Linked DNA regions of Homo sapiens: all the other regions are linked to region 4. Evidence: chromatin loops called from intact Hi-C (ENCODE). Cell type or tissue: ascending aorta. All regions are shown on one strand. Region 1 overlaps SLCO1B3-SLCO1B7 (SLCO1B3-SLCO1B7 readthrough). Region 2 has its middle 11 kb from the start of SLCO1B3. Region 3 overlaps SLCO1B1 (solute carrier organic anion transporter family member 1B1). Region 4 overlaps PDE3A (phosphodiesterase 3A).

What was found. A loop is a pair of places that touch in the nucleus more often than their neighbours do. Peaks named below come from ENCODE experiments on the same cell type or tissue, not always from the same donor. Only the 100,000 strongest peaks of a DNase experiment are listed, where the experiment ranks them.
Region 1: a loop joins it to region 4, with 13 times the contacts of the local background. A loop is called at or near these places in 11 of 110 quality-filtered maps.
Region 2: a loop joins it to region 4, with 11 times the contacts of the local background. A loop is called at or near these places in 34 of 110 quality-filtered maps.
Region 3: it touches region 4 in a loop (4-fold over the local background); 19 of 110 quality-filtered maps call a loop at or near these places.

The regions. Positions count from the first base shown.
Region 1 is chr12:21,061,286-21,069,285 of GRCh38, forward strand. SLCO1B3-SLCO1B7 (SLCO1B3-SLCO1B7 readthrough) reads left to right here. Exons shown (of 16, transcript NM_001371097.1): 14 at 6,034-6,098. Among named protein-coding and RNA genes, the nearest start is that of SLCO1B1, 66 kb to the right of the region's middle. In ascending aorta, a CTCF peak has its summit at 4,761 (motif pointing left); no DNase peak of the experiment used is centred here.
Region 2 is chr12:20,795,611-20,803,610 of GRCh38, forward strand. No RefSeq gene overlaps it. Among named protein-coding and RNA genes, the nearest start is that of SLCO1B3, 11 kb to the right of the region's middle. In ascending aorta, a CTCF peak has its summit at 3,180 (motif pointing left); no DNase peak of the experiment used is centred here.
Region 3 is chr12:21,165,830-21,173,829 of GRCh38, forward strand. SLCO1B1 (solute carrier organic anion transporter family member 1B1) reads left to right here. Exons shown (of 15, transcript NM_006446.5): 3 at 6,821-6,962. Among named protein-coding and RNA genes, the nearest start is that of SLCO1B1, 39 kb to the left of the region's middle. In ascending aorta, a CTCF peak has its summit at 4,260; no DNase peak of the experiment used is centred here.
Region 4 is chr12:20,642,895-20,650,894 of GRCh38, forward strand. PDE3A (phosphodiesterase 3A) reads left to right here. Exons shown (of 16, transcript NM_000921.5): 11 at 3,596-3,709; 12 at 3,857-4,056; 13 at 5,794-5,997; 14 at 7,551-7,706. Among named protein-coding and RNA genes, the nearest start is that of SLCO1C1, 48 kb to the right of the region's middle. RefSeq lists a silencer at 3,461-3,755. In ascending aorta, a CTCF peak has its summit at 3,530 (motif pointing right); no DNase peak of the experiment used is centred here; H3K27ac peaks cover 3,522 bases.

The DNA of each region.
Region 1 (8,000 bases), 420 kb after region 4:
TTCCATAGGGCATAATATTAGCCATTTAATGCTACAAACTTCCCTTTTAGCGCTGATTTGCTGCATCTCAGAGGTTTTGACATGCTGTCTTTATTTTCATTCATTTTGATTTTTAAAAATAATTCTGCCTTGATTTCATCATTGACCCAATAATTGTTCAGGAACAAGTTATTTAATTTCCATGTATTTGTATAGTGTTGAGAATTCCTCTATGTGCTAATTTCTATTTTTATTTCACTGTGTTCTGAAAAGGTACTTGATGTAACTTTGATTTTTAAAAAAATGTATTCACTCTTGCCTGTGGCATGGCATATGGTCAATTTTTTAGCATGTTTCACATGCAGCTGTGAAGAATCTATATTCTGTGGTAGTAATATAAGATGTTCTGCAAATATTTGTTAGGTTCATTCGGTCTAGTGTTCAACTTACCAGCTTTCTTTGTTGATTTTTAGCCTCCATGATCTTCCTGTTGCTGTCAGTGGGTTATTTATGGACCCTACTAATGTTGTATTGGCATTTCTCTCTTTTCTTCAGTCAAGTAGTATTTGTTTTATGAATCTGAGTGCTACAATGTTCGATGCATACTTTTAGAATTGTTATATCTTCTTGTTGAATTGAGCCTTTATAAAATATAATAACCTTTTTCATTTTTTGACTGTTTTTGATTGGAAGTTTGATCTAACACAAGTATAGCTATAGTTGGTTTATGTTATCATGGGATATCTTTTTGCACCCCTTTACTTTGACGCTGAAAGTGTCTATACCAGTTAGTTCAGTTAGGTGGGTTTCTTGTAAGTAGCATAAAGTTGTATCTTTTTTTTAAACATTCTGCCAGCCTATATTTTTTAAGTGGAGGATTTAGTCTGTTTACATTTAAGGTCAGTATTGATTTTTGAGGTTTTGTTTCCATAATATTGTTAATTAGTTCTTAATTGCTTTGGGGCATCAATTGGGTAATTTCTTTATAAGATCTGTGTGTTTTATGCTTTTGTGTGTTTCCATAATGATTAGTATTGCTCTTTCATTTCTGTGTTTAGAACACCTTTGAGTATTTCTTGTAATGCCAGTCTGTGACAAATATGTTTAGTGTTTGCTTATTATCTAGGAAATACCTTATTTCTCTTTGAATTATGAATCTTAGTTAAGGGGGATAAAAAAAATTCTTGTCTGGCCTTATTTTGTAAGAAGACTCAAAATAGGACCCCAGTTTCTTTTGGCTTGTTAAGGTTCCTGCTTACAAGGTTCCTGCAAACTCTGGTATGAGTTTGATGAGATTTCTTTTTAGACACTTCTCTCTTGCCTCTTTTATGTTGACTTTGGATAGTCTGAGTACTATATGTTTTTCTTAGGTTATTCTTGAAATACATATCCCAGGAATCATCTCAGATTTTTATATCTGGATGTCTAGGTCTGCAGCAAGACCCGGGAAGTTTTCCTGAGTTACTTATTCAAACAAGTTACCCACACTTTTTACTTTCTCTTCTTCCCCCACTGGAATACCTATAATTCATAAGTTTGGATGCTTTACATGATAACCTTTACATGATAACAAAGTGCTTGAAGGCATCGTTAAGTTTCGCAATTTAATTTTCTATATTTGTCTTACTGGGTTTACTTAAAAGACCTGTTTTCCAGCTCTTAAATGGTTTATGCTGCTTGTTCAGCCCATTGTTAAAGCTTTCAAAACCATTTTGCAATTCCACCAAAATATTTTTCATTTTCAGAAGTCATGTCTGTTTTTCTCAATAAAATCTATATTTTCTTTTATATGCTACATCATTTTTCTCATGTATTTGTGATGGCTTTCAACTTTGGATCTCAACCTTAAATAATCCTGTATTTCTTAAAGGCCTTATTTCTGGGAGGCTTCTTTAGAATTCTTTAGAATCAATATTTTGGATTTTTTTTTTTTTTTTTTGAGTTGGAGTCTCACTCTGTCACCAGGCTGGAGTGCAGTGGCGCAATCTCGGCTCACTGCAACCTCCACCTCCTGGCTTCAAGCGATTCTCCTGCCTCAGCCTCCTGAGTAGCTGAGACTACAGGTGTGCGTTCTTCATTGACTATATAAAAGATTTTATTGTGTTTAGAATCCACCGCTGGAGGTTAGTGTGGTCCTTTGGAGATGTTGTAACACTCTTTCTTCTTTATACTTCCAGAATTGTTTATCTGGTTCTTCCTCATTTGGATAAGCTATCTCTCCTTATTTTGAATTTATTTTGTTTTAACAGGATTTTTCTCCCTTTGAAACTGTGACTGTAATGTGTGCTGCATAGAATCTGAAAGGCTGTATTGAAGAGGATCAAGAAAAAATGCTAGAAAGGAAAGTGTAGCAGTCAGTATGGAAAGTTCTTTTCAGGAGAAGTGTTAGAAGAAGAAGCAGAGAAAAGATGTGGTAGTTAGCATGATTGTGTCATCAAGAGTTCTGTTTATGTTCAATGCTAGAAATCATACCATGCTTGCATACTAATGAGAATTAGCAGTACAGATGAAGGAAACTGATAATGCAGGAGAGAGGGAAAGTAATTACAGAGGAAGATGAAAAGAGATGTTAACAAGGACACAGAGTTTTTCTCTGTAGAAGGGAAAATTGTCTATGTGGGTAAAAAGCCGGTAAATGTGTACCTGTAGTGATAAAGAGTATTAAACTTTTTTTATCTAATTGCTTCTACTTTCTCTGTTATAAAAAAGCAATGTAATCAGATGAGAAGGACGATAAAGAAAAGAAAGAGTGTTCATATCAGAAAAAGTTACCTAGTAATCTTGAAGATTGGAGAAATATACTGACTGGCAAAATGGACTAGTAAAATATTGGACAATTGCACTGGAGGTCCCCTGAATATTTTGGCTTATGAATTTAAAGTGAGCCCAACCAGCATGGTTGAATTATTTCCTCCAGCCGTGCAGCACACTACATAGGTGTAGAGAAGGCAGAGGTTTAGATAAAAGCATTTTTGCTTGTCCAATACAATAAAGGATGAGATAGACAAAATGTTCAAGATATATGCAAAGGATTGATTATAACAAAAGATCATGATGAGATAGGACATGAAGAGGTGAAACTAGGGATGGCCTGTGAAGAGGTCAGAGGAGTCATAAGCCTAAAGAGCTAGGGCTGGGGTATATTGCAGCAGACGTATGAAACGGAGTAATTTTAAAATTTGAGATGTGGTCATGAGGAGTGGGATGCTCAAAATAGAGAATTTTAAAAGTGGGTACTGATGAACTGATTGTGGGTGAAAGAAATACGACTTTCCAGAGAAAAGGCCAAGAAACTGGAAGGGCAGAGCATTGGGAGCATAATCTATATGAATATTAAAATAACTAAGAAAAGGGGCAGAAATCATTTTGACAAAAACGACAGAGAGCCTAGAATGAAAATTGTCAAGAAATGATAAGAGTTGTGGTGTGCCAGTCTACAGCTAACTTCAACAAGGAGGTTAGAGAATAGTATATTAGTGTGGTGCACCTCTTACTGGGATCTAGAGGTCTTTCAGAGGAGAGACTCAGGTATGGAAGTGGTAAAAACAAAAGATCAATAAGGACTTCCACATTTCAGGCCCACTGATATGGAGGCGGTGGAAGGAAAACTTGATAGAGTTGCAAGGAAAGAGTGTTAATGGGAGTTAGATTTCATTTAGAACAAGAAAGTAAAAGAGCTAAAAAGAATGTAGGAAGTTGGCCAGGCACGGTGGCTCATGCCTATAATTCTAACACTTTGGGAAGCCGAGGCAAGCGGATCACTTGAGGTCAGGAGTTCAAAACCAGCCTGGCCAACATGGTGAAGCCCCATCTCTACTAAAAATACAAACAAATTAGCTAGTCGTGGTGGTGGGCACCTGTAATCCCAGCTACTGGGGAGGCTGAGGCAGGAGAATTGCTTGAACCCAGGAGGCGGAGGTTGCAGTGAGCTGAGGTCACAGCACTGCACTCCAGCCTGGGCCACAGAATGAGAATCCATCTGGAAAAAAAAAAAGTAAACATTTTGCTGGTAAGAAACAAGAGTTTCCATGGGCAAAATAACAGGGTTTGAGTGATGGGAAAAGAGTAGGAGAGTGAGTTGGATTAAGGAATGTGTATTAAACCATGTAGAATGAGAGTCTTTGTACCCAGAGAAGATCTAAAAATCTTGGCATTCTGCTGGTGACAACGGTGTGAGGCATGATGTAAGCTGATGACAAACAAAGCATCAATCTACAGTGAAAAATGTCTTTCATGATAACAGTGTGTGTGTGCATGCAAGTGAGCATGTGAGTGTGAGCATGCAAGGAGTAGTGTGAATGTGCATGCATGTAAATGTAGGAGTGAGTGTGTATGATTGTTATTGTATGTGTATGTTACTATATCACACACATCCATCATTTCCACTGAATTGAAGATTTCAGGCCCACTCTTAGGAAAATATTTACCCTATCTGCAAGTCCCCCAATTCTCCTGCATGCTAACCCTTTCCCTGGTAAAATACAAGTTGATAACAAATGTCAGTTTGCCTTGTGCGTATAGTATACAAACTGCAACTTTCGAAAACGAATTACAGTGAAAAATGCCTGTCAGGCAATTGTCAGAGAACTCAACCAGGGGTGAAGTGCAATCTCTCCCTTCCCCAAATCTCCTTTGAGAAATCTGATATTTGAGAGTAACATCTCCATAGAAAAGCTAACCTACCCTTCCTGGTGATTTTCTCCTGACCATCTCTTTATGAAATAAATTTCCTCCTTATATAGCAGACATGGATTCATTGTCCTCAGTGTGGTTGTTGTGCCCTCAACTGGGCTAACAAAGTACTGCTGTACTTGGTGAAAGGAGAGCCAAAACACACTTTCCATTTATTGTCTCTCCTAATATATAACTATCTTATGTTTAGCTTTTAATATATTATGTTTAATTTAACTTTTGCCTTTTAAAAGTTTATAAATTCTGTTGAATTCTTTTCAGAATCTCAATAAATGGTAGCTGTTTTGTAAAGTATACAGGTGATTATGTGTAAATTAAATTGAAGTTTAGAGTGCTAGCTCATTTTATTGGATTCTTATAACATGAGATAAGCATTATTATCCTCACTTAACCAACAAGGAAACTAAGGCTAAGAGAAATTAAGTGATATACTTCTCCAAGTCACTTAGATGAGAAGAAGCATAATTTGTCTATTTACTCCCAAGAATATTAACTAGCATAGTATCTCTTATTAGGTGCTCAGTGAATGTTTGTTGATTGATGACAGCTACATAGCTCTCTGAAAGAATAACCATCCAAGAGTTCAAGAAAAAAACAACTTTTTCATCAGTTAATTTACTCTTTCAGTAAAACTGGGTTTTTTGAGCCGCAGTCATCCTCCCTTATCCCAATCCACCCCCTCCACTAATGCAAAATAATTTTATTTCACTTGATATATACTAAGTTATCACAGGGTTGGTAGTGTAATCAGTTTATTGAACACAGAAAAATGGAATTGGGGAAATGTAAGAGTGAGTTAGTTTCTAAGTGAGGATACAAGTATAGTCTTACCTTCAGTATGACAGTTAAATACACAAGACACTAGAATACAGAAAAGTTTTTTGACCCTTCTGGTTGTATTATATAATTTATGAATCATATTAGTAAACTACCGTGTTAACACTGATGACAGAAATAAGATGGAAAAAAGAGGACTGCTAAGAATTACTTTTGGATAATGGTATATAATATTTTCATATGAGCTACCTAAATAGTCCACACAAAATCATTTTCTTCATAAACGTGGCAAGTCTGTTCATCACCTTTTTATAGGATTTTCATAAGGATCAAATATGAAAATATTTGTTAAACTGTCCTGAAATCATAAAGCATAGAATAAATAAGAAATAAAAATAATTATTACTACCATCCAGGTGTTTGCCTTTTAAAACAATTGAAAATATAACTATATTTAATGTGGGCCATTCACTTAAGGGTTCTCATTCAATCATGAAGAAAAATGATACTGATAAATGTTTTGATATTAACTCAGTTTGATATTTTAATGATGTGTATTGTTTCTTTGCTTTAATCATATTACAGGATTGTTCAACCTGAATTGAAAGCACTTGCAATCGGCTTCCATTCAATGATTATGCGATCGCTAGGTATGATAAATATACAGATTAGAAATTTAACATGTAAATATTCATGTTAAGGCTTAAAGACAATGTAATTAATTTTCAACTATGAGAATGTATAAAAAAGGAATAAGTAAGAATCATTTCCATTGTTGTGATAAATGAAAATAATAAGAGGAAAACTTGAGTGGCCTAGCAGAGAATTTGATTGTTAATTCTTGTTAAAGCCAATCTGTTAAGAGCAAGGAATCATCATATTTATATTATACTTTTTCTAACAGAAAGATAGGTAGTATTTGAAATTTTCCTTCTTTCAGAAAAATAAGAATATTTCTTCCAGGTATAGGCAGAGTGGAGAGTCTTCCTTCTAAATGGAGGCATTATTTAGGACAGGCCTCAATTAGCTTAGGAGCCCTAGGAATCTGGTCAGGCTGAAGTTGTATAAAACAACAGGAGATAACATGTAACTGGGCCACTTCTCACTACCTGGTCCTGTAAGGCTGACCAACTAACCACTAGCAGAAGTTAATGCAAAAGGGAATGAGAATTCAGACTCTAGAACTGGACATCTTAGATTAAGAGCGTGTACTGAATAAAAGAAAGATCAGAAAATTGTGGTTTATTATTGGTGAAGAGTAAGATTATAGACTCCAGAGGCTAAAGGCCTTTTTAAATTGTTTTTAAATTTATTTTTTGTTATTTCAGTAGGTTTTTGGGAAATAGGTGATGTTTGGTTACATGAATAAATTCTCAGTAGTGATTTCTGAGATTTTGGTGCACCCATCAACCAAACAGCGTGCACCGTACCCAATGTGTAGTCATTTATCTGTTACCCACCTCCCACCCTTTCCCGAGTCCCCTAAGTCTACTGTATCATTCTTATGCCTTTACATCCTCATATCTCCCAATTATGAGTGTGAACCTGTGGTGTTTGGTTTTCCATTCCTGAGTTACTTCTCTTAGCGTAGTAGTGTCCAATTCCATCCAGGTTGCTGTGAATACCATTATTTCATTCATTTTTATGGCTGGGTAGTGTTCCATGATATACACAGACCACATTTCCTTTAACCACTTATTGATTGATGGGCATTTGGGCTGGCTCCATATTTTTGCAATTGCAAATTGTGCTACTATAAACATGCATGTGCAAGTATCTTTTTCATATAATTACTTCTTTTTCTCTGGCTATATACCTAGTATGGGATTGCTGGATCAAATGGTAGATCTACTTTTATTTCTTTAGGAAATCTCCACATTGTTTTCCATAGTGGTTGTACTAGTGTACCTTCCCTCAAGCAGTGTAAAAGTGTTCCCTTTTCACCATATCCACATCAACATTTATTATGTTATAATTTTTTGATTATGGCCATTCTTGGAGGAGTGAGGTGGTATCGCATTGTGGTTTTGATTTGCACTTCCCTGATAATTAGTGATGTTGAGCATTTTTTCATATGCTTGTTGGCCATTTGTGTATCTTCTTTTGAGAATTGTCTATGCATGTCCTTAGCCCACTTTTTGATGAGATTGTTTGGTTTTTGTCTTGCTGATTTGTTTGAGTTGTTTGTAGGTTCAGAATATTAGTCCTTTGTCAGATGTATAGATTGTGAAGATTTTCTGCTGTTGTGTGGATTGGCTATTAACTCTGCTGATTATTTCTTTTGCTGTGCAAAAGCTTTTAAGTTTAATTAACTCCCATCTGTTTATCTTTGTTTTTGTTGTATTTGCTTTTGGGTTCTTGGTCACGAAGTCTTTGCCGAAGCCAATGTCTAGAATGGTTTTTCTGATGTTATCTTCTAGAACTTTTATGATTTCAGGTCTTGTATTTAAGTCTTTGATTCATCTTGAGTTGATTTTCATATAAGGTGGGAGATGAGGATCCAGTTTCATTCTTCTACATGTGACTTGCCAATTATCCCAGCACAATTTGTT
Region 2 (8,000 bases), 150 kb after region 4:
TTCTGAAGAAGGCCCTGAAGAGGATGACCAGAAACATTGGTCTCAATAATAATTTAAAATAATCACAATACAAGGGGCCAGCATTATTTTTTGGTTGATATATCCTTTATGATAAAATTTACCTTTTAAAGGTATACAATTCAGTGGTGTTTTTAATGTATTCACAGAATTGTATACCCATCACCACTAACTCATTTTAGAATATTTTCATCACTCCTAAAACAAACTCAGCGCCTATTAACAGCCATTTCTTTCTCTCCTTCTCCCAGCCCATGGCAACCACAAATCTAATTTTCATCTCTATAAATTTGAGTATTCTGGATTTTCATACAAAAGCTATTATCAAGTATGTGATCTTTTGTGACCAGCATTGTTTTAAATGCTTTAAATAGTTCACTTATTTAATCTTCAAAATAATCATATATATATATATATATATATATTTTTTTTTTTTTTTTTTTTTTTGGAGACAGAGTCTCGCTCTGTCACCCAGGCTGGAGTGCAGTGGCACGATCTCGGCTCACTGCAACCTCCACCTCCCGGATTTAAGCAATTCTCCTCCCTCAACCTCCCGAATAGCTGGGACTACAGGCGCATGCCACCACGCCCAGCTACTTTTTTGTATTTTTAGTAGAGATGGGGTTTCACCGTGTTAGCCAGGATGGTCTCGACCTCCTGACCTCGTGATCTGCCCATCTTGGCCTCCCAAAGTGCTGGGATTACAGGCGTGAGCCACTGCACCCAGCCTCTTATTTCATATTTTATTATTACTATTAAACAGATAGAAAAACTGAGACATGGTTTAGTGAGTTGATCAAGTCACACAGTTCGTAAGTGAAAGACCTGGGATGTAAGCCCAGACCATCTGTATTCAGAGTCTGTGATCTGAACCACAACACAACTTCTTCCTCATCTAAGGAGATTCATCAAATTTTGTCTCCAGGGTGACCAAGAATGGGCAGAAAAGCAACCAGAGTCTCCAGGAAAATAGAATATCTATGGTTGAGTGAACAATATTATTATAATACCCTAGTGTAGAGAAGAATCTCAATCTGAAGTGACAGTGAACAAAACATATTCAATTTCTTGGAAGAAAATGGGCTAAACAGAACTATGGTCAATGGTCTAGATGACTAGGAAAAGTTCCGGAATAAAGCGCTATTAAAAATAAAACTGGATTTTGTTTAAGATAGCAAATATATTAGGTCTCTAAGAAGGAAATAACAAAATGGGATTAAATGTGCATGAGACCATTGGTCAATTATGCTCATGTAGTTAGAGTTGTGTGAGGTACATTCTCAAGGACACCAAGACCAAAAGAAAGCATGGTAACTTAGAATAATAATAATCATAACAAAAGGAAAGAGTTAAGAATACTTTTTAATGGTGGAAATACCAGCTCTTGGTTGGGTAGGTCCCTGGAGCCCACCTTATTGACTTGAATCCTGTACTATAACAACAGTAATCACACACTCTAATCTCATAAGAGTGTGTATAAAATATTCAGGGGGTCTTGATTCAATATTTCACTATTGACAGTCTCTGAAAGAGATAGGAGTGTGGGAGCTAGTGGAGGAAGAGAGATGATTAGGGACAAAGAAGGCAGTTACCATCTGTATTATTTTCCTATTGCTGCTGCTGTAGGAGTATCACAAACTTGGTGGCTTAAAATAACACAAATGTATTGTCTTACCCTTATGGAGGCTGTAAGTCTGAAATCCTTTGTACTGAGCTAAAGTCAAGGTTTTAGCAGGGTTGGTTCCTTCTGGATGATCTGGGAGGAGAATCTGTCTCCTGGTTTTTTTCCAGCTTCTAGTGGCTTCCTGTATTCCTTGACGTGTTCCCTTTCTCCATTTTCAAAGTGCATTGCACAGATTGGAGCTATAACCTGTGGATGTTAAAAAAAAATTGAATGATAAAATAGAAGTCTGTGTGGCCTCTGTATAGCAGATTGGAGCTATAACCTATGGATGTTAACAAAATGTTGAATGATAAAATAGAAGTTTGCCCAACCAGATAATCCAGGATAATCTCCCCATGTTAAGATTCTTAGCTTAATCACATCTGCAAAGTTACTTTTGCCATATAAATTAATATCCACAGGTTCCAGGGATTGGAACATGGGTATTTTTAAGGGTCATTATTCAGCCTACCATACCACCAATCTTCACTGCTCTTCACCTTTCTTTTATATGTTGCCTAATTTTTATTTTTCTTTTTTTAGACAGAGTCTTGCTCTGTCACCGAGGCTGGAGCGCATTGGCACATCTCGGCTCACTGAAACCTCTGCCTTCTGAGTTCAAGAGATTATCCTGCCTCAGCCTCCCTTTCTAGTAGCTGGGACTACAGCCACGCACCACCACACCTGGCTAATTTTTGTATTTTCAGTAGAGATGGGTTTTCACCATATTGGCCAGGCTGGTCTCAAACTCCTGACCTCAAGTGATCTGCCAGCCCCAGCCTCCTAAAGTGCTGTGATTATAAATGTGAGCCACAACACACGGCATAATTTTTAAGGGAATATTCTGATATATCAAATCCTGGGAACAAAGGCCATGCATACTTCTAGTTTGTCATTCAACATTTTATTCACCAAATATTTAATAGGTATGCCCCAGGTATCCAGAATTTTGTTAGCCTTTGAAGCAAACCTCATAGATATATTCTTACCCTCATGGAGCTCACAGGTTATGTCATCCTTTTTACTCAATTAAGTATGTCATCCTGCTCACTACCTTTTCTGCTAGTATGAATTTATCCTTTCTATTCCAGTCTTCTCTTCCTAACTCTAAGACAAATAGGACCAATATTTGGGGAGGACGAGACAATAACAGCATTCATTTTAACAAGGAACCTTTGTAACACAATTTGTTAGCATTAAACACCTACTAAGATGATGATTTAAAGTTTATTTATTAGGCTTATGTCCCCTAACCTGAGTTGCCTGGGAAAATATTGCAATAGCCCAGGCATGAGTTAAATTTGTTTAGGCAACTAATCTCCTTTGAGTAGGGATTAGTGGTTGCATAAATATATCCCCAAGAAACAGCTGATTCCTGATTGCTGAAAAGTGAAAGTTTTATTTGCTGCAAGTGCTAAATGACTTAGCATACTCAGAAGTGCGAACTGCTTAGACTATCCATCTCTATAGATAGGAGTCTGCTTCCACCTACTGGCTGGAGAATCTCACAATTATCAATACTATACAGGTAATTATGTGAATCTTCATATTTGTTTCTGATTTGTAGGCATAATGTCAACTCTTTTCCATGTAAGCCTTCTCCTTTACTCCAAAACCTACCACATCTCTGTATGTATAGCCTCTGGGATCAGTGATAAAACTAGCCAGAATGTTGTGTTATAAAAAATATTAAGAAGCTACAGATATTCAAGGTATCTGAGAGGACATCAGAAGGCTTAACAAAGTTCATAGCACACAGAATACATGGATAGAGGCCTGAGGAAAATGGGCAGGGTGATCCAAGAACGTATGGTCACAACTGGAATTTCACAAGACACTTGATTATCAGGAGTTGAGGACAGGAGTATGCTGTTGTCCAAAGAAAACCTAGGTAATAGTGCCTGGTCTTGGTTATTTCATGTGGAAGCAGATGATTTCCTAATTCTCTAGGAAAGTTGAAATTTCCAGAAAAGAACTATTTTTTTTGCTGCATATTGAGCAAATATCTTAAAACTGAGCATTAATTTGGATTTCTATTAGAGAAAACCAACGTCATGCTGGTGCTATTCAAGGGATACACATGTTCTTGCCATTTGAGTATAACAAAAAGTATTCTGAGTTTGTGCCCTAGAGAAGTAGTAAGAGATGAGTGATGAAAACTCTGTATCATATGAAATATATTAGAGAACTCTATCACTGATTCTAGCATGAATGTGGTCTATAATCAAATAAATGCAAAATAAAACAATAGTAGATTCCATTTTGCAACCAATTTTTCAAGTGCCCTAGAGAAGTAGAAAGAGATGAGTGATGAAAACTCTGTGTCATATGAAATATACTAGAGAACTCTATCACTGGTTCTAGCATGAATGTGGTCTATAATCAAATAAATGCAAAATAAAACAATAGTAGATTCTATTTTGCAACTAATTTTTCAAGATAGAAAAATATATGACTAGTAGATATGAATTAAGAGGTGCCATTTGTATAAAAAACTATTATTGATAAAATCTTTCTGGAATGCAATTTGAAAAGCAAATTTTAAAAAATTGTATGCTCTTTGAATCAGTAATTTTGGTTTTAAGACAGTTTACTGTAGAAGTAATCCCAGATGTATTGAAGTAATTGCATAAAAGATACTCATGATGGTATTGTATATAATTTGAAAAAGACTGTTATAACAGCTACACTGTATTGAATGATCATAATGTTTTTGACATTGTGCTTGGTGACTGACCCTGAAAGGAGGACATGAAGGAGAGAGAAAACAAAAGACAGGAAAGAAATAATATGAGAGAAAGAAATAATAGAGCATTGCCTAGTCCCTCTATTTCCTAACAGCGTAGTGACTTGGTATTTCAGAACTTGAAAAAATGTAGGTGAAAGGTGAAAGACTTAGAAATGGTTTAAGTGAAATTTTGTGGGATCCTCAGGGAAGAAAATGCTCTACCACCTCAGCCATGGTGAAATTGATAGCCGGAAGTTATGCTGTGCTACATGGTAGTCACTAGCTACAAGTGGCTATTTAAATCTAAACTAAATAAAAAATGAAACTAAAAATTGAGTTTCTTGGTCACACTAGACATATTTGAAGTGCTTAATAGCTACATGAAACTAGTTGCTACTGCATTTAAGAATACACTGATATTACATTTTCATCATCTCTGAAAGTGCTATGCCCAGCACTGCTCTAAAGACACAATAGAGACAGCCTTGAGTAGAATTACTATGCCTTGTTGCTCAATGGAAAAATTTTACTCCTCTATTTTACTTCAATCAACCTATCCTGTAGACACTTTTTGGTATTTGTCATCACTCGAAACTACTCCAAAATAATACATTTAGATTTCTGCTTTCCTTCATCTTATTTTCAGTTAATCTTAGTATGCTCTTCCTTCTAATTCATGGGACCTCCAGTCTATTGAGCCCTTCATTCTCTTTCTATTCATTAAGATATTCATATTCAATAAACATATAATGAAGTATGATGATTCTGTAGTAGTTTTTGGTAGATACCCTTTATCACATTAAGAAAGTTTTTTTTTTTTAATTTGGGGTACATGTAATAATTTAATATATTCATTTGATTTGTACAGGTAAAATCAGTATAATTAGAATATGCATCACCTTAAATACTTTTCTTTATGCTAGAATAGTCTCTTCTATTTTGAAATATAAAACAGATTATTGTAGATTATAGTCACTCTACAGATCTATCAAACACAAGGCCTTATTTCTTCTATCAAAGTATACATTTCTACCCATTAACCAACCTCTCTTTATCTCCTACTTCCCCATACACTTCCTAGAAGTTCTTTTCTATTTATAGTATGCAATTGTTTTCATCATGAGTAGTTAAATTTTATCAAATATTCTTTGTACAACTTTTGAGATAATGTAAGTATAAGGTTTTCCCATTATTCTGCTGATACAGTGAATTATATTGATTTTTAAATGTTAATTCTTTCATTCACCATTTTAAAAAGCAAGTGAACAAAAACTTAACCACAAAACTGAAAGAAAGAGTACTTTCTTAATCTGAATGTACAAAACCCTATAGCTAGCATCATACTTCATTATGGAAGACTGAAAACTTTTTCCCTTAAGTTTGGGAACAAGGCAAGGAAGTCTGCTCTCATCACTTCTATTTTGAGATATGGTAGTCTGGAGATGGCACTGGTGGTTCTGGACAGTACAGCAAGTCAAGGAGTAAAACATATCCAAATTACAAAGAAAGAAGGGCAACTCTTTTTATACAACGTGATAATCTACCTTAAAAGTAGATTAAAAGTAGAAATACTTACAGGATCTGATTCCAAGACTTATTATCACGCCACAGTAATGAAAATAGAATAATATTGACATAAAATTGAACATAGTAGTAAATGGAACAGAATAGAGAGTCTGGGACAAGATCAAAACATTTATGTTTAATGGATTTTTACAAAAATACCAAGTCAAGTTTAACAAATGATGCTGAAAAAATTGGATGGCAATAGACAAAATAAAAAACCTTGGCCCTTACCTTATGTCTTCTACCAAAATTAACTCAAAATGGAGCATAAATGTAATAAGTAAAATATAAAACCTCTAAAACAACATGGGAAAATCATATTCACTTTCATTTTGGCAGTGCAAACCCTATCTGAAAACTCTCTTACATAGAATACAAAAGGGAAACTGTAAAGATAAAATTTATAAGTTGGACTTACTCAAAATTTTAAACATTTGCTTTTGAAAATATTTGCAAACATATATTCAACAAACATCTTGTTTGAAGACATATAAAAAACACAGCTCAATAATAAGACAAACATACCGATTAAAACTGGGCAAAACTGGCCAGGTGCGGTGGCTCTCGCCGGTAATCCCAGCACTTTGGGAGGCCAAGGCGGGCAGATCACGAGGTCTGGAGGTCAAGTCCATCCTGGCTAACACAGTGAAACCCTGTCTCTACTAAAAATACAAAAAATTAGCCGGGTGTGGTAGTGGGCACCTGTAGTCTCAGCTACTCGGGAGGCTGAGGTAGGAAAATGGTGTGAACCCGGGAGGTGGAGCTTGCAGTGAGCGGAGATCATGCCACTTCACTCCAGCCTGGGTGAGAGCGAGACTCCATCTCAAAAACAAACTAAAAAAAAAAATACTAATCGGCATTGAAGGGAATAAGTATCATATCTACGACAATATGGTTGAACCTGAAAGTAATTAAGTTGAGTCAAGTAGAAAGGAGTACCTATTGTTTGACGTATCTTAATATAAAATTCTTTAAAATGTAAATTAATCTATAGCGACAAAAGCAGTTCAGTGATAGGGTCTGAGGTGGGCAGTGGTAGGAAGGGACAGAAGAAAACTTCTGGGATGACCATTATCTTCAGTATCTTTGTTTCATGGCTGAATGCATATGTCAAAATTCATTTAATGATATACATTATGTATGTGCATTTTACTGCATATAAATTGTTCTTCCATGAAATTGTTAATTTTTTTCTAAAACTTTATCTGTACTTGCATATCCTTTGGAAAGCCTTCTCATTTCTGTGAGAGAATGCATGTCTCACATTGAAGACCACATGGCTAAAGTATTAAAGTATAAGAAGCAAGGAGAGATGCTAATCTTTCCGTGTGTCAGACATGTTCAGGATCCATACAGCTGGCATAATTGACTCATTGATTCAAAATGTCTATTGTTTCAATAATATAACAAGCACTATACCAGAAAATGATGGAACAAAAAAGATGAAGTTCCTGCCATTTTGTGGCTTATATTTACTGGGGAAAAGACAATATACAAACATATTTTATAAAATCATGTAATTTTAAGAGATATGGAGTAGGCAATAGGGCGAGACATTAAAGAATTACAAGTGTTACATTTTTATATAGGTCAGGGAAAGCATCTGCAAGGCAGCAATGGTTAAGCAGAAAAATAATTGAAATGAAAAATGGACATCTGGAGGCAAAATCGTCCTTCTAGAAGGAAAAAGAAGTGACAAGGACTTGAGGCAGGTATATAAATGAAATGTTTATGGAATATCAAGGAAGCCTGTTGCTGTATAGTAATGGCTGAGTAGGAAATATTTGTAGAAAATATTATCAGAGGGATAACCAGGGAAAAGATTCTGTAGATTCTTGTGGGATGTAGAAAGGACTAGGGTATTTATTTTAAGTGAGCTAGGAAGCCATTGGAAGATTTTGAATAGGATTTTCTTGGAGAATTTCTTAACGTGGTATGCATCAGTGTTATGTCCGACTCTCTAAGCAAAATGAATTGACTGTTTTCAACTTTTTAATATCATGACCATTGATGACTGGGTAACTG
Region 3 (8,000 bases), 520 kb after region 4:
CCCTTCAGAACTGTGAGAAATAAATGTTTGTTGTTTAAGCCATCCGTTCCATCATAATTTGTGATAGCAGTCTGAACTGACTTAGACAAAAGTTCAACAGCAAATTTGAGCAGTTAGAACACAGAATCCGCAAACTTGAAGATAAGACAATTGAAATGATTAGTCTGAGAAGCAGAAAGAAAAAAAAAACGAAGAAAAATTAACAAAACATACGGAACTGTGGGACACTATCAGGTGAACCAGCATAACAATTACAGTAGTTCTAGAAAGAGAAGAGACAGAGAAAAGGGAAGAAATAATATTTGAAAAAAAAGTGGCCGAGAACGTCCCAAATTTGATAAAATATATGATCTCAATATCGTAGAAGCATAAGAAAATCCAAATAAACTCAGAGATCCACTTTGAGGCACATTATGATCAAACTGTCAAAGGCCAAAAAAATAAAAATAAATTCAGAATCTTGACAGCAACAAGAGTAGGAAATAATCATGGGCAAGAGTTCCTTAATAAGATTAACAACTGATTTCTCATCAGAGACCAGAAGACATTGAAATGATATATCCAATAAAGAACTGATATTCAAAAGTATGCAAAGAACATCTAAAACTCAATAATTAGAAAAATAACCCAATGATAAAATGAGGATGATATCTGAACAGATGCCTCACTGAAGAAGATATAGAGACAACAAATGAGCATGTGGAAAAATGCTCCACATCCCGTCATTAGGGAATTGTAAATTAAACAATAAGCTATGTCACTGTATACTTGTTAAAAGGACTAAAATTCCAAACACAAAAATATACCAAATACTGGCAAGAATGTGGAGCGACAAGAACTCTTATTTACTGCCAGTGAGAATGCAAAATAGTGCAGCCACTTTGGAAAATATTCTAATAGTTTCTTACAAATTTAAAGATAGGCTTACCATACAATCAAGCATTTGTAGTCCTTGGTATTTACTGAAATAAGTATCAAGTGGAAAGCATGTCTACACAACAGCCTACAAAGAGGTGTTTATAGCAGCCTTATTGATAATTGCCATAAGTTAGAAGCAACCAAGGTGTCCTTCAATATGAGAATAGGTAAAGCGACCTTGGTACATTCATGCAATAGAATAAGAATATTTTTAGTGATTAACAAGAAATGAGACATAACCAATGAAAAGACATGAAACATTAAAAGTATATTTATAAGTAAAAGAACGCAATATTAAAATGTTACCTACTATATGATTCCAACTATATGACAAATTTTATTTTATAAATGCTTTACCACAAAAGTTAATTCTAAAAATGTTTGCCACCAAAAAACAAACAAAAAACATGGTAGAGATCATCTTTATAGTTTTTTATAATAATCCTCTTGATAAAGATTATATCATAAGAAATCTTGACAGTTTACATTCAAGGATATGACATTTTATTTACAAATTAATGAAATCTAATAAAATGTGACAATGAAAATTTAGCTGAGTATAAAAGAACCTAAATTAGTAGACAGTGAGAGAGGAATGGGGGAGGGGATGTTTACAAGAAGTTCTACATCAGTACAGAACTTCATAAATTAGTGGATAAGAGCATGGTGAAGAGCAATTGTAAATCAAATGAAAATGTTGTGGAACTCTTATTAGTATCTGCAGCCACTCTGGCACTTTAAACATATCCAGTAGGAGAGGTTAATTCTCTCAGCAGGAGACCACTCACATTACTTTTTTCTCCCTATAAAATAATGCATCGTTTTGTCATGCTGGTAAAAAACACATAACATTAAATGTACCTTTTCAACCAATTTTTAAGTGTACAATTAAAAAGTGTAAAGTACACTCACATTGATGAACAACAGATCTCTTGAACTTTTTCATTTTCCATTGCTGAAACTTTGTATCCACTAAACTATCTTCTCCTCAGTTCTAAGTAAGTACCTTTCCACTTTCTGTTTCTAATTTTTTGACTACTTTAAATATTTCTTTCTTTTTTCTTTCTTTTCTTTTTTTTTTTTTTTTAAGATGGAGTCTCGCACTGTCACCCAGGTTGGAGTGCAGTGGTGTGATCTCGTCTCACTGCAACCGCCGCCTCCTGGGTTCAAGCGATTCTCCTGCCTCAGCCTCCCAAGTAGCTGGGATTACAGGTGACTACCACCATGCGCAGGTAATTTTTTTTTTTGTATTTTTAGTAGAGATGGGGTTTCACTATGTTGGCTAGGCTGGTCTCAAACTCCTGACCTCGTGATCCGCCCACCTTGGCCTCCAAAAGTGCTGGGATTACAAGTGTGAGCCACTATGCTTGGACTACTTTAAATATTTCATATGATAGAATCATACAGTATCTCTCCTTTCGTGACTGGCTTATTTAGCTTAGCATAATGTCCTTGAGGTTCATCCATATTGTAGCACATGATGTAATTTACTTATTTTTTAAGTCTGCATAATATTCCATTGTGTATGTATACCACATTTTCTTTATTCATTCATCAGTAGACATTTGGGTTGCTTCTACATCTTGGCCGTTGTTAATAATGCTGCATGAATATGCATGTACAAATATCTCTGCTAGATCCTGTTTTGAATTACTTTGACTATATACCCAGAAGAATAATTAATGGCTTGTATGGTGATTCTATTGTTTAGTATTTGTGGAACCTCCAAACTCTTTTTCATGAAAGCTGAACCATTTTATATTTCCATCAACAAACATGAAGTTCCTAACTTCTCTTACTCGTTATTTTCTATTCTTGAAATAGTGGCTTTTCTGATGGTTGTGGGGTGATATCTCATTGTGGTTTTAATTTGCATTTCCCTGATAAGTAGAAAGTTGAGCATCTTTTAATGTGCTTATTGGCTCTTTGTATATCTTCTTTGCAGAAATGTCTATGTAAGTCCTTGACCCATTTTTAAATTGGGTTGTTCTTTGTTGTTGTTTCCTTGGAAAAGTCCATATATTCTAGATATTAACTCCTCATCACTTATATTATTTGCATTTATTCTGTGCCATTCCATAGGTTATCTTTTCACCTGTTGTTTTCTTTTATGTGCAGATGATTTAAGTTTGATATAGTCTGATTTGTGTATTTTTAATTTTGTTGCCTGTGCTTTTTGTATCACATTTTAAAAATTGCCAAATTGAATGTCCTGAAGCTTTTCTTTTATTTTTTTCTGGAAGTTTAAGGTCTTACATTTAGGTATTTAGTTCATTTTGAGTTAATTTTTGCATATAGTATAGGGTAAGGGCCCAATTTCATTTCATTGCATGTGGGTATCCAGTTTCCCAAACATCATTTGAAGAGGCTGTCCGCTTCCTTGTACTAAATGAATGGTGTTTTGCTGCTTCTTTTAAGAGTCTCTGTTTGTGTGTAACTTTTGACAGTTTGATTATACTGTGTCTTGGTATAGAGTTTTTTAGATTTATCTTATTTGGAATTACTTGAGCTTCTTAAATGTTTAGGTTCCTTTATCTCTTAAGATTTAAAAAAATGGGGTCCATAATTTACAAGTTTTCAGACCTTTCTCATTTACTTCTCTTCTGGTATTCCCATAATGCATATGTTGCCCTGCTGGATGGAGTCCCATAATTTCTTTAGGCTCTTCTTTTCTTTTTGCTCCTGTGACTCTAATTTTAGAAGTTCTGTCTTTGATTTTCCTGATTTTTTCTTCTGCCTAGCCAAGTTACCTGTTGAGTCTTTCTAGTGAATTTTTCAGTTCAGTTACTTTATAATTCAACTCCAGAATTTCTGTTTGGTTCTTCATAGTTTATAATCTGTTAATATTGCTATTTTGTTTATTTGTTATGTTCCTCATTTCATTTAATTGTCTGTTCATATTCTCTTTTAATTCATTGCACTACTTGACTAATTTCAAGTTCTATGTCTGGCAATTCCTATATCTTCATTTGTTTTTGGTCAGTTTCTGGAGATGTAATTTTTTTTTCCTTTTAATGTGTGAGAATCCTTTCTTTCTTTTTATACTTTGTATTATTTTGTTGTTGAGATTTTAACATTTAAAAAATCAGTCAACTCTCCCAGATTTTGTGAGATGATTTTCCATAAGGAGAACTCTCCTCACTAATTCTGAATAGAGATTCTGTGGCCTACTCATGCTTTTTTTCTAGTATGTTTTCCTTTCTTTCTCCTTTAGGCTTGTGTGTGTGATCTGTTTGAAAAGGTTTGTTGGTTTCTATAGAAGACCCTCCCCTGGGGCTTGAGGTACAGTGGCCTTTCTGGGGCTGCATTAAATTGTTGTACTGGTGCTCCACCTCGTGTCTCTGTCTGGAACTGCAGTTTTTGGTGTACCTTTGCTTGCAAAGACCGCATTTTTATTAGTACTTGAATATAGGCAAGTCAGAAGCCTGTCCTTGGGCAACCTCCCTAAAAGTCAAAATATTGAACATAGGAGATTTAAATGTTTCCTTCCAATTGCATTGCACAGGGTGGAGTGAGAAAGACTCTAGTGAGAGAGACTGGAAACAATCATGATTTTTCTTGCCAGGTTGTTTTCACGATAGCCTGGAGGTACAGAAACCTTGTAATTGGTTCTGAAGTTCTCACAGAGGCATTTAGTACATATGTTGTTAATATTGTGTCTTGCTGTTGAGGTTCCAGGGCTGTTCTGCTCTCTTGCTGATGTCACTCTCTTCCACATTTCTTAGTCCTTTTTAATAAAATGATTTTTTAATGATTAGGACCTGAACAATTTTCATCACTATTCTATGGCACAAAGACTGCATACATTTTTACAAGATGTTAGAATTGACTATCTTTGAAGAAAATCTTCATAATTTTTGTCTAACTCTGTTGCCCCTTTCTCCTGTTTTATTATTCCCATCATCAACTTAATACAACTAGTTTTGATACTCTTCTACATTTTATGCTGTTTCTTAGATAACTTTTTACATTTTATTTTAAAACTTTTAGTTATCTCTATAAGTTGTATCATTTAATAAATCTTTTGAATTCCTTTTATCTTCATTGATAGCATATATCATTTGATAGTTTCTTATGCAGAAAGGAACACACCCACATTTTGTCGGCTATCAAAGAGTTTTGTTGGGCCTTTTATCTCTGTCCCCCAAACATGGCCTAGGGCCAGACACAGAGTAGGTTTTGGTTATATAAATGTTCACTCATTATTTCTTAAGCATCTTTGTGACAGACACTGTCCTAATCACTGGGGACGGAGCAATGAACAAAACAGACAAAAACCTATGACTTGATGGGGCTAATATTCTGCTGTGGCAATATAAAATAAACTCATAAAGGAATAAATGTATTGTGAGCAGAAAGGGGTGCAATTTTAAAGAGATTGATCAAGGAAAACCTCACTGTGAAAGTTCCACTGAGCAAAACTCTTAAGGGTGTGAAGGAATGAATGATAGAAATACGACTATGGGGAAGAGCCTTTCATGTCAAGTGAAAAGCAAGAACAAAAAGCCTGGAGCAATATAATGAATCTGGAATGCTCAATATACAGCAACAAGGTCTAATGTAGCTGGAGAGGAATGACCAAGGACAAGAGTAACAAAGTATAAGATTAGAAAGATAAAGAGGAATATTTGTGGGGAGGTGGGTGTAAAAAAGAGGATAGGTTGTTTATGGTCTCATAGGTTATTGGAAAAACTTGATATGACTATAAGTTACATAGGAAAACAGAGGGGCAGCATGATCTATTTCTGATTTGTAAAGGACTTCTTTAGCTACTTTGTTGAGAAGAGACTGTTAGGCAGATGTGCACAGAAGTAGAAACATGGCTCAGGAGGCTCTTGCAATAATTGAAGCTAGGCATGGTGGTGGAAACCACTGGGAAATATAGGAGGTAATTAGAAGAGGTCGTTTAGTCAGTTCAGGCTGACAGAATAGAATAGACTTGGTGACTTAAACAACAAATATTTGTCTCTCACATTTCCGGAGGCTGAGAATTCTGATATCAGGGTTCTGGCATAATTGAGTTCTGATAAGGGCCCTATTCCTGGTTTCCAGAAGGCCATATCCTCATTGTGTCATCACTTGGGGGTAGGGGAGAGAGAGAGAGAAAGAGAGAAATAGAGGGAATCCCTAATTTCTTGTCTTATAAGGGCACTGATCTTATCAAGAGGGCTCCATTCTCATGACCTAATTTCCTCAAAAAGACCCTATCACCAAACATCAACACACTGGAAATTAGAGTTTCAACATATAAATTTGAGGTAGGGGATATAAAGATGTAATACATAACAGGGTAAATATTAATAGTAGAGAGCCCAAAGAAATTTGTTTATGGATATAAATGTGAGCTGTAATAGAAATGATTAATCGATACATTTTATTAACATGAAATTGACAAATAAAACATCTATAACCACTGCATCTTACACTGGATGTCAGTCACTTGTGTTGGTCATAGAATTTTTCTTTGCCTCTGCAAAGTTCTGTTTTTCAGCTGGCTTCCTGGAAATGCTGCCTTTGAGAATGTACTGCCACTCCCCTCCCAGTTAGCCAATGCTATTCATATGGAAATAAAGAATAGCTCACCATCATGGCCATCTGAGAACATGATGTAGCTTTCTATAAATCAGTTAATGAGATTAATTTAAAAATAACAACCTTAACTGTAGTGCTCTAATATTTTGATATTATAACCAAATTAGAAATGATGCTTTATCAGTGTAGTGATAATAACATTTAAATGGCTGAGTAGTAGTACCTGGTAAAAGGGAAAACTAAGTATGGTTTTTAAGATACAAATAATGTTTTTAAGTAAAGAAGAAAGCTATTATAATTCCATGTGCCTATTGACATTATATAGTCCTTCGATTAACCATTTTCCCCCTTTCCTTCTGATTTTTCTTAGATGTTCTTGGCAGCTCTGTCACTCAGCTTTATTGCTAAGACACTAGGTGCAATTATTATGAAAAGTTCCATCATTCATATAGAACGGAGATTTGAGATATCCTCTTCTCTTGTTGGTTTTATTGACGGAAGCTTTGAAATTGGTAACATTTATTTTCTATTTTAATAACCAAACTTGCAAAGTTAAAAAATATATATGCTTTACACCACTGGTTATCAACTGGGGTAAATTTATCTCTCACAGGCAATTTGGCAATAACTAAAAACATTTGTGGTTGTCATAACTGCACAGGGGTTGGGGGCAATGGAAGTGCTACTGGTATCTAAAGGTAGAGGTCAGGGGTACTGCTAAATATTCTATAATGCACAAAGAATGATGTAACTGAAAATGTTGATAGTGAGGATGTTCAGAAACCCTGATTCTACACAAATTCATTTTTTGCAAACTAACGCCATGTCATACTTTACCTCCCCTCTCTCAAGATGAAGAAACTTTGGGAGAGGACTGTTATTCTTAAGGAGAAAGGAATCTTTTCAGAGCAACCTACGTTAGACCTCTATTGTTTCACTGAGCACACAAAAATCTTTCCTTTGAAATACTGAAGATATTTTGTTGTCTTCATTTTATGTTGGATTTCTCCAATAACAGCTCAGGGAAAACATTTTCTGGTTCATATTTGTGTTTTTCCCTATTAGTAATTTTTTTCTAGATAATTTATAAGATGAATATTAAATTTTCTGGGAATTTTTCTCTTTAAATTTTTTTCTTCTAAATTTCCATTGTTTTTCTTTATGTTTCATTAATCTTTGATGCCATCATCCATCTTACCATATTAAGTTCTAATTTGTATATTTAATCTGTATTTTATATTTACAACAGCACTTTATTATTCCCTTATTATTTTTAGGCTGCCAGTTCTGATTTCATGGATGCAATGTGCCCTTGTACCCGTAAAGGTACTAAATTTTTTATAAAGTAAAAAAAAAATTTACTCATTCATTTTGGTGCTTTTATTCCAAATTATTTTTATGCTATTTTTTTTCAGAAGTGCTCAGTTATCCTTAACTGCTATTTGTTTATTGTTATGCCTGAGGCTCCAGATGGATTAGAAGTGGTCATGACTTTTTTTTTTTTTTTTTTTGAGACGGAGTCTCGCTCTGTCGCCCAGGCTGTAGTGCAG
Region 4 (8,000 bases):
ATAGGAGCATAGACAAAATTTTAAATACAAAATATATAAATTTGGATCTTAAAATCTGTGAATTTACATACAACTCCAACCCTCCATACCAGCTCACTTCAACTCTGTGCTTGAGGGAAAAGGAGAAAGTTGAGAAAACAAGTGTATCAAGACGGAAGAGGGAGATGGGCGGACTCTGGGAAAGAGGTAGGGTGTACCATGTGCTAGTGTATGCATGTGCGTCTATATGTTATTAAAGAGGGCGAGGGGGTTGCCACATGAGTGAAGGTGTCATCGAGAAGGCTAGGGGTTTGTCCAAAATGCAGAGATGAAGGAAGAAGTATGATGAGAATAAGGATAAAATAAGGATAGCTCTGATAGCATTTCTTATCCTTCTCAGTTGCCTACCCTGGCCAGAAGAAGAAGAGGAATCTTTGAGCATTTTTATGTATTACATAGAAACCTGTCAGTAACTTACATTGACCTTGCTAGCTTCTTTCCTGGGTGTCTTTGCTCCTGGGTTGGGTTACCAGAGAATTAATGACAAGAACAATGGAGATGCCAGCACTTGGCATAATACTGAGTACATGCTAAGTGAATATTTGATTAATAAACATGTCACTGACTGCTAACAGGACAGATGGTTTTCTATTCTTCAATCTAAGTGATTGATGACAGTATTATTCTCCTACACATACACACATATAACTAGATGTATATGTTTAGATAAGCAGCTGGATTTGGTTAGTGATTTTTTTTTTATTTAGTACTTTTAAACCTGTACTCGAAAGCAAAAGGAACATGTTTAAATATACATACTGTCTTTACCTCGTTTTTAAATCAAGATTGTACCAGCCTCATAAAATGAGTTTGGCAGCTTTTCTTCTTGTATTTTCGGCACTAGATTATTTACTTAGGATTAATTGCTTGTTGAAAGTTTGTTTTTTGTTTTTTTGTTTTTTTAAAATAAAACATTACCTATAAAGTTTTCTGGGCCTGGGCCTTGGGGTGGGGGACAGGGTGGATTAGAGCTCAAAAGGATTAGAGCTCAAAAGCTGCAAGTTCACCTGGAATAGATGTTATCAATTCCTTACCCCAAACAGGCTCTGCCAACACTGTGATACTGCCCCCCATCCACCTCCGTACTGCTATGCTCATGCACAGGTTTCTCTGACTTGCAACAATAATAGTAACTACTGGCATATAGTAATCTTCCCAGCTTGCAACAGGAGAAGATAATTTAAGAAGCTGGCTTCCAACATATCTCCCAAAAGTGGAACCCTACTCCCAGACTGCCATTTTCCTACCATAACAGGTCATTACTATCTTCTACCGATGGAGGCAGAAGATATTTTATTTTATTCTTACAAATCCAGCATTGATTCTGGGAGAAAGCTGGTGATCTATACTAGTTCTGTCTTGTTCTACAGCAGCAATTTATTTTACATGAATAATGTTTACACAAATTACAAATTCACCGTGTATCTGGCCCTTTAAAATATATTTCCTAATGTAATTGTCACAATTGTACCATGAATTTGGCAATATTATTCCCGTATTTTTAAGATAAATAAGACTTTTTACTCTGTCTTATTTTTAAGATAAGGAAGTGGATTTTAAGTAACTCACCCAAGTTAGCATGGATAATATTATAGCAGAGGTAAAAGCACACCTGTCCCAAATCCAGAAAATTCTAGTATGATCAATTTCATAAATAGCCCAAGTACAGACATAAAATATGATCGTAATTCTCTTGCCTGTGAATTATTTGTAAATGTAATGGGCTCATATCACTGGAGATGGGCTATACTCAGGGATATAGATGTCAATCTTAATGAAATTGCTCTTTCAAGTACCATATAATATTATTACTCATATTTACGATTGACACAGGTATACAAGTTTTGCTATTTTCTCCTCAGGAGGCTAGGATTTGAGCCTCCTCCTCCTCCTCCTTCCCCTCCTCCTCCTCCTCCTCCCCCTCCTCCCCCTCTTCCCCCTCTTCCTCTTCTTCCTTCTTTTTTTTTTTTTTTTGGATACAGTTTTACTCTTTCACCCAGGCTGGAGTGCAGTGGCGCAGTCTCAGCTCACTGCAACCTCCACCTCCTGGGTTCAAGCGATTCTCCTGCCTCAGCCTCCCGAGTAGCTGGGATTACAGGTGCCCACCACCACGCTCGGCTAATTTTTGTATTTTTGGTATAGACGGGATTTTACCATGTTGGCCAGGCTGAACTTGAGCTCCTGACTTCAAATGATCCACTCACCTCAGCCTCCCAAAATGCTGGAATTACAGGCATGAGCCACTGCACCTGGCCAGAGTTGAGTTTCTTTAAGCTCTTCTGATGAGATCTTTTCAAACCCACATCCAGGCCTTTCCACTGAATTTCTAGGGTGTTTACCTAAGATTTAGCTGCATATTGTCACTTAAAGACTGATTCCTAATGGCTGCCAGAAATTTAACACCTACCCAGGTGCTACAATTGCCACATTGACCATAGGTTTCCTCTTTCTTCTCTGACTAGGGAATAGGTGTTTCTCTCATATTCTCATTGTCATTCTTGTTCTCTCCTGTTTCTCTCTTCTCCTTATTTTAAGTATTATGAAGAAATGTAATCTCTTATACTAGAGAAGGAAACAGTATCATGGTTGGTTAGCAGAAATACAATATATAAAGTATAGGTATTTACAATATGTAAATACAATAGAATAAAGCATACTAATCAGTGAAGTATTATGAGGGGTCTGATAAACAAAAAACTTGGAAGAATTGCACAGAAAAGGAAGGTGAGCCAAGAGCACACTGGGCACGTGGTTATGGTTTGAAAGAAGTTGAACTGCACATGTGGAGTATGACCCCCTTCCCTTGATGATGGCATTATGACCAGATGGCATTATCTGGTTAATGGCATCATCAACCAGATGATGGCATTATCTGGTTTTCCTGTAGGTTTTAACTCTTCTAAATGGCTTAGCTTCCTACATTATTATACAAGAGGCTTTTCTTTTTCTTTTTAAGTATTTCTTAGAACTATATTCTGAAATTAGAATTTCTAGATCAGAGAATATAATTGATTGTGGCTTTGAATTTTGCTTGTGGATGAAATCTACATATAAAAGATATGTTATTGCAGTGCTTTAAGATTGATACAGAAAAATGGTATTATGTTCTATTCCCAGATTATTTTTGAGTACCATCTATCAGAGATGAAATATTATGTCTCATCTAGTTGAAGTATGTCATAGCTATTACATTTATTCTCATTCTCTGCATAGTTTTATGCAGGAGCATGAAAATAAGTACCAGAGTAAACATTACACTTTTTTCACACAGTATGTTTCCTATATACATAGTTTGTAGTCGACTGTTGACACAGATTTTTCCACTTCAGATACCTGCATGCATAATAAATGTTACAAGTAAGGTTTTTTTCTTGTTACGATGGATGTTATGGAGTTATGGAAGAGTAATCAAATAATATTTGTCCTAGAAAGTTTGGCCAACTTTCATGGAAATAGTAAAATGTTAGGACTAAACTGTTTGTCCAGTAGATGGCACTCTTAGTTCTTGGACCCCAAAGTTCATAAACTGATGACTGTTCCTGTTCACTGGTTACAGATCATAACAGAATCCATGCCACTGATGTTTTACATGCTGTTTGGTATCTTACTACACAGCCTATTCCAGGCCTCTCAACTGTGATTAATGATCATGGTTCAACCAGTGATTCAGGTATGTACGAAGTGAATCTGCACTGCCTTATGAAAGATGGGAACAAGGGTGTTTTTGTTTTTGTTTTTTTTCAAAAAGAAAGAAGTCAAGACAAATAATGTCAGTACTTTTTTAAAAACTTCTTTGACTCTCATTTTCTCTTCTCAGATTCTGACAGTGGATTTACACATGGACATATGGGATATGTATTCTCAAAAACGTATAATGTGACAGATGATAAATACGGATGTCTGTCTGGGAATATCCCTGCCTTGGAGTTGATGGCGCTGTATGTGGCTGCAGCCATGCACGATTATGATCATCCAGGAAGGACTAATGCTTTCCTGGTTGCAACTAGTGCTCCTCAGGTAAATCTTTAGATTTTGGTTAGGAGAACTAATTTAAAGATTTCTCAAGAAAGTGAAGTTCAGTGTGATTTATAACAGGCACCAAGTTAATATAAGCCAAACTATACATAGTCTTACGTTGAAATTCTCAGAGACCGTGCTAATTCTGAAAAGAAGCCATGGATTCTTCCAAGATTCTAATAGCAGGTATACAACTTTATTATCCATGGGAATCATTTCTCAGTTTTCTTCTTAGGAAGAAAACCTACTTGAATTCATGTTAATGGACCTCTTTAACAAACAAAAGGCAACCTATACAAAAGCCCCTTTCTGAAAAGATTAGAGAACCAAGCATTTCTTGGACTTTTAAGAATGTAAGGTTTCTTTGTATATAAATACCATTCCTTTGAAATATATTCAATATAACAATTATGATTCTTATGACATTATCTATAGGTTGGTAGGATTTTAATATCAATTTATTTCATTGGAGGATTTTTTATTTTTTTTGCCTAAACATAGATTCCAAAAACAGTGAATAAATTTAAAGTTCATCTTGGTGTATAGTTCTAAGTAAAAAATTCATCACTAAGTATGTAGACATACCCATTTATACAATCAAATTTAGCCCCTCATTTATTTAATTAGCTGAACCCAAGTTGCTAAACATTCTGAGATCCTCTGTTCTTCTACAAGATCTAGAGGCCAATTTCATTCAATATTGACTTTTCTGTTTTCTTCTTTGCCTCTTCTATCCCATTGCTGTTCATTTCCACAGCTCATCTTATAGGCTATTCTATAGTTTTTCTTGAATCTATATACAATAAAAATTATCTGATAATTTTTTCTTGACTATCTACCTTCTTTCCACTTGTCTTTCATACACCAGAATTATTTTTTCTAAATATAGGCAAAAATCCACTGGCCAGGATAATTTACCATTCAGATTATTTTACACGTCTACATTTTTATATACCTCTATGTTAATATTCTGTGCTTAGTGTTTTCTTTTTGTCCTATGTCTTTTTATTTCTCCATAGGCTATCTTGCACACTAGTGTTCAGGCATTTTGTAGGCAGCTTCCCTTTTTAAAAAAAAATTCTCTAATAAAACTTCTCTCTGCATTATTAGAGAATTTCAAACAAGTAAATGTCATTTTATGTCTCCGAATACTAGATAAAAGGTGATATTTCCTGTGGAGTGGAGTGAGAATGTTTTAAGTCATGGACATTTTGGGTATTCCATTCATCTTTAATAGCTGTATGTGTTTAAGAGGAGATAATGCTTATGCCAGATAGAGAAAGTAACCTAGTTACCTCTTGAGGTATTGTGGCATTGGTATAATTATATATTATATTTATATTTACATATATATGTAAATATAATTTTTTTCTTTTTTCTTTCTCCCTCCTCTTTTCTATTTGTATATAATTTTTATGTTTAAATTCCTGTACCCTACAAAGAAATCTAAAGAAAAAATCTTTTAAAAAATATCTATTAAGATAGGCGAGTGCCCCCTCAAAAGAGTTTGGACTAAGTTTTCAAGGAAAGGAATTTATCTTACAAAAAGTGGAAATTTAACCAAGAAAAATAATAGAGTCATTGTACAGTAATAAGTGATTCTTAATAAGCAGGAGTTACGTGATTACATTTCTTTGTTGTATGAATAAAAAGCAATTTCAAAAGCATTGCATATTCTCATGATTTTTGTGATTATTTTCTTAAAAAGTTGAACTCTTAACTGTCTTATTTGCCTAGGCGGTGCTATATAACGATCGTTCAGTTTTGGAGAATCATCACGCAGCTGCTGCATGGAATCTTTTCATGTCCCGGCCAGAGTATAACTTCTTAATTAACCTTGACCATGTGGAATTTAAGCATTTCCGTTTCCTTGTCATTGAAGCAATTTTGGCCACTGACCTGAAGAAACACTTTGACTTCGTAGCCAAATTTAATGGCAAGGTAAATAGAGCTGTACCCAGTTTTCTTTTCTTTTTCTTTTTTTTTTTTTTTTGAGACAGAGTCTTGCTCTGTCGCCCAGACTGGAGTGCAGTGGCACGATCTTGGCTCACTGCAGCCTCTGCCTCCTGGGTTCAAGTGATTCTCCTGCCTCAACGTCCCGAGTAGCTGGGATTACAGGCTCATGCCACCACGCCTGCCTAATTTTTGTATTTTTTTTTTTTAGTAGAGATGGGGTTTCACCATGTTGGCCAGGCTGCTCTCAAACTCCTGACCTCATGATCCACCCGCCTCGGCCTCCCAAAGTGCTGGGATTACAGGTGTGAGGCACCGTGCCCGGCTGCATCAGTCTTCATTTTATAGACACATTGAAAGATATCATGGAAGCAAACTGTTGAACAAAACATGTTACTATGAACTCCCATATTTCAAATGTGAAAATGGAATACAATAAAATGTTTAACCAGAAGCAGACATATAGGTATTGATCTGAATCTAGATGCCCAAGAAGCTGAGATGCTGTCTCTATAGATTCTACTCTGTGCTACAGAGGAATAACACATTCTGTCATTGTGGTTTTTGTTTGATTTAATTTGTTTTCATCTCTACGGTATATTTGTATAAATTATCTGGCAGCAGTACAGATCAAAAACTTGAAGCAGAATTTTATACCTCAAAAGTAAATGCCCAAATATTAAGTTATGACAATTTTTTATGAACTGTAACTATATTATTTTAATAGTAATTGATAATAAGGCCAAGCACAATGGCTCACGCCTATAATCTCAACACTTTGGGAGGCCGAGGTGGGTGGATCACTTGAGGCCAGGAGTTCGAGACCAGTCTGGCTAATATGGCGAAACACCATCCCTACTAAAAATACAAAAATTGGCCAGGTGTGGTGGCGCACCCCTGTAGTCCTACCTACTTGCGGGGGCTGAGGCAGGAAGATTGCTTGAACCCAGGAGGTGGAGGTTGCACTGAGCCAAGACTGGACCATGACACTCCAGCCTGAGAGAGAGGGCAAGACTCTGTCTCAAAAAAAGAAAAGAGAAGTAATTGATTATATATGCCAATTTAAAAAAGCATTTGTTGCTAATTCAATAATTAATGATTTTTAAAATTTTCATTTTTGTAGGTACATGGTAGGTATATATATTTATGGGTTACATTAATAAATTCATATAATGTATAATAATCACAACAGAGTAAATGGGGTATCTGTCACCTCAAACATTTATCCATTGTGTTACAAACAATCCAGTTATACTCTTTTAGTTATTTTAAAATGTATAATTCAATTATTTTTGACACACTCACCCTGTCACCCATTATTATAATTTTATCCATAATTCGTTATTTTACTTTTTTTGTGAACTATTTTTACCATTAATTTACACAGCCAATAACATTTTTAAGTAGCTAGAGGTTCCCAATTATTTGGTATTATGATCCCTATATAATATGAAGACAATAAATGTTCTATTGTTTTTCTCTTCTATTCAACTTTTGTTTTTATCAAAGCAAAACATATATTAACTTTATCTCTCAAATAGGTAAATGATGATGTTGGAATAGATTGGACCAATGAAAATGATCGTCTACTGGTTTGTCAAATGTGTATAAAGTTGGCTGATATCAATGGTCCAGCTAAATGTAAAGAACTCCATCTTCAGTGGACAGATGGTATTGTCAATGAATTTTATGAACAGGTAACTGACCACTGTTTAATACAGCTTAATCTGTACTTACAGGTTGCTCATGAATTGCTCAAAGCTTCTAACAGCTATGAAAGTATGATCACTCTATTTTATATTCATACTTTTGTCAGAAAATGCACTGGTCAATTTTGATCAGGAGACAAAAAGTGACGTATAAAAATTGGACTAAAATATAATCATAGAACTCTATGATAAAAGTTATTTGCAAGCATTTGGGGGAAGAAGATATTGAGATAGTGGAAGTCAGATGTTAGGAAGATCCTTGAAATACTGTTTTTTTATAGA